2 separate regions of the Homo sapiens genome follow, and region 2 is linked to region 1. Evidence: chromatin loops called from intact Hi-C (ENCODE). Cell type or tissue: mammary epithelial cell. All regions are shown on one strand. Each heading gives the region's core, and the rest is flanking DNA. Links, peaks and the distances in the headings are about the cores only.

What was found. Hi-C counts contacts between places; a loop is a spot of excess contacts. Peaks named below come from ENCODE experiments on the same cell type or tissue, not always from the same donor. Only the 100,000 strongest peaks of a DNase experiment are listed, where the experiment ranks them.
Region 2: it touches region 1 in a loop (2.1-fold over the local background); 3 of 110 quality-filtered maps call a loop at or near these places.

Annotation. Positions count from the first base shown.
Region 1 is chr1:13,664,369-13,667,278 of GRCh38, forward strand. No RefSeq gene overlaps it. Among named protein-coding and RNA genes, the nearest start is that of PRDM2, 34 kb to the right of the region's middle. In mammary epithelial cell, for the core only: a CTCF peak has its summit at 1,484 (motif pointing right); a DNase peak (open chromatin) is centred at 1,513.
Region 2 is chr1:13,580,917-13,583,826 of GRCh38, forward strand. It overlaps a transcript of PDPN not described here. Among named protein-coding and RNA genes, the nearest start is that of PDPN, 1.5 kb to the right of the region's middle. RefSeq lists an enhancer at 2,819-2,910. In mammary epithelial cell, for the core only: no CTCF peak of the experiment used is centred there; no DNase peak of the experiment used is centred there; H3K4me3 peaks cover 42 bases.

The sequences.
Region 1 (2,910 bases), core at 323-2,822:
GGGGGAGTAAAATCACCCCCAGTTGAAAAACCACCGTTCTATAATAATAACCTGAGAAATTTCCTCTGCACAGCATTACCATAGAAAGGAGAGTCAAAAGTCTTGGAGTAAATAGTAGGACCTTTTTACCATGGAAAATGATCAGCTTTGAATCACTGGGCAGGGACTGAACTGGGCAAGTCTTTGCAAGGGCAACTTCCAAGGAGCAACAAAGGTGGCACTTGAGTAATTTGGAAAGTGATACTAAGCAAGTTGGAAGGCTGCTGTGTTCCGCTCATGAAAACATCTGCACCTAAGTGGTAAGAGTTAGCTGTGTGGTCCTGGCCAATTTCCAGCCCAGGTGACTGCAGTCTCCTGTTCTTAGTCTTCCCTCCAATTTCTGTAGGGCATGGTGCTTTTCTTTACTTCCTGTTCCATACCTGATGACTAAGCCATCATTAGTCTCTTCTAGTGATTAGTTAGGAAATATTAATTTTAAATCAGCAAAGCACTAGGGGAAGAAAAGGACAACTTGGGTTTCCCTTTTCATCCCCAAGGGATGTAACAGCGCACCCGTCAAATCCTTGGTGGAGAGAGAAACCTCCTTGAAATTATCTTGCCAAAAGAGAAAAACGGATTAGCCAATAGTTCATAAATTTGAAAGCATAGGGCTTTCTTTTGATGAAGGCCACTTCCTAGAGGAATGGAGAGGAAGCTTGATCACAGAGTTTAGACACAGTTGAAGAACCCAGTGCTCCCCATTTCCCCTCCCATACATGTCTCTAATCTGATGGTCCCCTTACATCCCATCCTTGCAGGAAATTGATTCTCTTTCCAGCCTTTGCTCAATCCTTGCTCCCATTTATTTATTTTATTTATTTACTTTGAGACGGAGTCATGCTCTGTCACCCAGGCTGAAGGGCAGTGGTGTGATCTCGGCTCACTGCAACCTCCACCTCCCGGGTTCAAGTGATTCTCCTGCCTCAGCCTCCTGAGAGCTGGGATTACAGGCAGCTGCCACCACACCCTGATAATTTCTGTATTTTTAGTAGGGTTGGGGTTACGCCAGGCTGGTCTCGAACTCCTGATCTCAGGTGATCCACCCGCCTCGGCCTCCCAAAGTGCTGGGATTACAGGCGTGAGCCATCATGCCCAGCCCCTTGCTCCCATTTAAACCGTCAGCCCCGAGCTTCAACCCTTAGAGGCCTGGTTTCTGCCCAGCATCAAAGTGAATGGGATAGTCCTAAAGGGACCAATTTGTCTAGATTGGTCCAAGACTTGGTGGATTTTAGCACTGAAGGAGGTCCCGGGCAATCTTTTGGTCCCCAGCAAAACGAAAGGGTTGGATAGCTTAACTCCCTGAAGGCCTCCTCCATATTTCATCTCTTGTAACCTCGCAGCATCCAGGTCAACCAGTGATTGTGCGTCTTAAAAAAACAGAGCAAACCACTTGAATGAGACAAGCAAATTGCAAATTAACTGCAACTCTTCCTGATGCCCACCAGAGGGCTCCTTCTTCCACATAAACAGCCCTGCTGTGCCCAAAGGAACAGAACCTTCCGGACTAGGAGCAATCAAGTTAAGACGGCTCTGACAGTCACTGCCTCACAGCAGAAGTAAAAGAAGAGGGCTACGTCAATGTCATTTCTGCCTCTGTTAACAAACAGAAAGCACTGCTTATGAAATGGGTTCTCCATTCGTGTTCCAGGAATAGCCTTTATTCCAGGTCCTCACCGGAACCTTGCAAAGTGGGAACCGCTGGTGAATGGCCTAAGGTCACAAAACCATCAAACTTCAAAGACCGCAGTCTTTCCACTGTACCAAGTTACCTTGTTATTTCAAAGAACAGTGAAATGAGAGCGTTACAAGCTGTTCCCTGGGCTTAGGGCTGTGGGTGTGGACAAGGGAGGCTGGATGTGGACCCAGTGCCTGAAGGGGAATTTGGTCAACAGCCATAATGAAGAGCAGGAATGGGGGTGGGCGTGCAAGGGCATCGCTTCACCATGTGGACACCAACAGGAGCAAGAGAGTAATGGGGAGGCAGGGACAACCAGCCCTTGTAAATTCCCAACTCTAAGACAGCTGACAGCAGCAGCTACCATGGCTGCCCCATCTCAGGGAGCTCAGAGCACGCAGCAGATGGGATGCAGGCAGAGAGTTCAAGGCTATTAGGCCTCAGCACTAACCAGGGAGTCCTTAAGGGAACCAGGTGGGACTGCGTGTGCCCCAGGCTCCAGGCCACCTGTGACTGCCATCTGCCAAAGGAAACCGACAGAGTCACCCCAAACCAAATTAAGAACCAGAGTGCCAAGAGTACCCATAAAAAGAAAGGGTATCTGCCAGTTGTTGTTAAAGCAAAGAAAAAGGAAGAACATGGCAAGTCTACAAATGAGCCATGATATGTGTTAACCCTGGAGTCAGTGCAGAGAACACACAACATTCTAGAAAGGGTTGGGGTAGTTGCGTGGGGAACTTCTCTTAGAACCGAAATCTTTTTTTTTTTTTTTTTACTTTTTTATTTTTTAATTTATTATTATTATACTTTAAGTTTTAGGGTACATGTGCACAATGTGCAGGTTAGTTACATATGTATACATGTGCCATGCTTAGAACTGAAATCTTGCAATTCAGTTCGATTTAGACTCCTCTGCTGCTTTCACCCTTTGCAGACAGGCCCAGCAGCCCTGGGGTTTGCTTGTTCTCACTTTCTTCTTTTTTGGAGAAAAATTCAGCATTAGGTTTCACTATGGCATAGAATAGTTTTGGTTTTTTTTTTTTCTTTTTGTTTGTTTGTTTGTTTTTTAGTCAGTCCCTACCATTTTGACAATCACACTTGGAAGACCAGCTGAGCTGTCAGGAAAAGGACTCCTTTCTGCATTACTTTAACCAAAACAACTATGGTTTTTAAAACTATACATTAGGCCAGCCGAG
Region 2 (2,910 bases), core at 213-2,712, 84 kb before region 1:
TAGGATTACAGGTATGAACCACTGCGGGTTGGGGGGCTGGTGTCCCATTGTGTGTTGAGAAGCATCTTCCCAGCCAGGTCAGCCCAGGCTGCCTGGAGCAGCTCAGCCAGGTGCTCTCTGGACTCTGCAGAGCCCTCAGAAAAACACAGAGCTTGAGGAGACCCTGATGTGTCATCTCCAGCATCCCCCAGGGTGGAAGGTACCAAACTGGCAGCTCTGGCTCAGCTCCTCATTCCACTGCTGGTCCACACCTTTTGGGGGTCCTCTTGCTTCCTAAAAGCAATTTACAGACGTTTCCCACACAGTCCTGCAAGGCACAGGCACAGTGCTAGTAACAGGCTCAACTCCTGCTCTGCAATGGAAATGCATGACCCCACCGCTCCTACCTTGTAGGATCCCACACAATTTGCATGGTGGCCTCTAAACCCACAGTCCTCAAAGTGGGGACCCAGGACCAGTAGCTTCAGCATCACCTGGGAACTTGTTGGAAATGCAAATTCTTGGGCCCCACCCCTTACCTATTGAATCAGCACTTTGGCAGTGGAGCCCAGCAGTCTTGCCTTCCAGGCAAGCAAGCCCTCCAGGTGAATCCACTCTCAACCTCACTTGTGTAGGAAATGGGTATCATCAATGTTTGGAAGCCAACCGTTGTTTTGGGGCTGAAAGGAAATAGTGCGTGTTCCTGGCAGGAAGATAAAGGCCAGTATGTAGCAGCTGCTGTTATCTCACCAGTAACGCATCATCATTCATGGCCATGGCTTTCTGAGCTTAAGCTGTTTGCCAAGAATGGAGCCACATACCCTCCTTCTTTCCCTCTTCCCCTCAGCTGAGCAGGGTCTCATGCTTCCAGATCCCCTGTGTTTCACTTCAGCTCCTTTAGCTAACCGAGTCTCGCTGCCCAAGGCCCATATTCCTTCTCTCATGAGCTGCTGGCTCTATCTGGTCCAGGAGGGTGAGTTCTTTCTTCCCTCTGGTCTTCAGGTTCCCCCTCCCAAGACCCAGCTTTTCTCTCTAGGTTTTCAGACCAACAGCACCCAGAGCCGATCCACTAACTCCTTCATCCTGGCCCCTCTCCCCACCCCAGGACCCCCAGCTGAATGCAATTCCTTATTACCTCCCACTCCTCCATCCTGATCAAAAGGTCATGTGACCAACCTTCTAGATTCTAGACACATCCGGGGGTGTGGGATAGAAGGCAGGTGTCCTTGAATCATGACCTAGCCTCAGCATCCCTCTAAATTAGTTGCATGTAACCCAATCTCCCCCACCTAGGCTTCACTGTGTTTCAATCTTTTTGAATAAAGCGGGCCATCTTTCTTTCTGTGTGTGACCTTGGAGTTACACATAAGCAGAATAGATGTGCATCTATTCTCCATCTAACAGGCTCAACAGACAATGCACTATTCCTCCTGTCAACAGACATTATTGACACTAGAGTCATAAAATGCATCTCCAAGATGGGGAAGTCAGTTCAAGAAAGAGTATCTGTATCACGAGTTTTCTCTTTACATTTCCAACTCCTTGGCTCTAGGGGTGTTGCCGCTACCCCTCATCTTCTAGGTTCAGGTGCTCAGCTCCTGTTTGTAGCCCCAGGACAAGACGTTACCTGGGAGATCTTTAGAAATGCAGAATCTCTCCCTATCCCACAACAGAATTGCACCTGCATAACCAGTGCCCCAGGTAGATCTGGCTGAGAAGCTATGATGAAGGGCAAGGTTTGCCAAATGTTCATGGGGACAAGTTCTCCAGCGACACTGGTTTAAAATAGGAATTCCGAAAAGGTCTGATTAATGAGTTTGGGGTGGAACCCAGGAAACTGGGCATTTATTTAAAACAATCTCTCCTGTGATTCTTAGAAAGTAAATTTATAATGGGGAGGGGTCAAAGATAAGCATCTGAAAACAATTTTCACGCAATGTGGAGCTTTGAGACAGCGTTAGTCTTCAGGTTCTTTTGTTGAATGGAATTTGTGGCATCTGGGAGTGGAGCAGAGACCACTTCCCAAACTCCTGTTCTTATTTTTTTAAATTCCAGCAATTCAGAAGGAATTAAAGTAAAAGACGTAAGTTCTCTGGTTGCTGATATCTGGTACCTGAGATCAAGGCAAGATCGCTTAAACCAGTAAAGTGAGGATTATGGGAGCAAACTCAGGAATAAAGAGGGTGAACCAGGCCTGGAAGGGGACACAGGTTTGGCGACCAGACGGGTCACCGCTTGGCCCGGCCTAATCCAACTGCGCACGTCGGTGGGCCACAGCATCGCAGCGCTGGATCCCCGGGTCGGCAGAGGCGGATGGAGTTCAGCCTCTTTTTCAAAACTGCCAAAGCCACCCGGTCTGCCAAACTCCCCCACCAGCCAGCTCTGGGGCAGCCCCCCGGAGCCCGCCCGCTCCGGTCCCCGGGACAAGGGCGCAATTGACCAGCGCGGGCCGCCTCTGGCCCACCCAGATGACGGCCAACTTTTTTTGTTTTTAAGCCATCAAATTCAATATTTACAGGAAAAACCCCATGCTTGGTTCTAAAACTACTGGCCACTCAAGAAACAGTTTACTTCTCACTTCTGCCCATAACAAGAAAAACATAGACTTGTGCCTTACTCTTAAAAAAATAATAATAATAAATATAGGTTTTTTAAAATTTATATATAATTTTTAAAACCCCGTTTGTTGCATGTGGTCCCTTTCCCTCCTGTTGTTGAGCAGAATAAAAGCCCATTTTGCCAGGGCCCGCAGTCCTGGCGGCCCCCGCAGCTGCGGCCCTGTAACTTTAAACCTGGCCTGAGATCATCGTTTTGGCGCCGGCCAAACAGAGCCCGAGGGCGGGCCTAGCGCGCCCGGACGGAGACCACCTTGCGGCCGACCCCGCTCCCCCGCCTCCTCGGGAGAGATAAATGCTGACTCCGCTCGGAAAG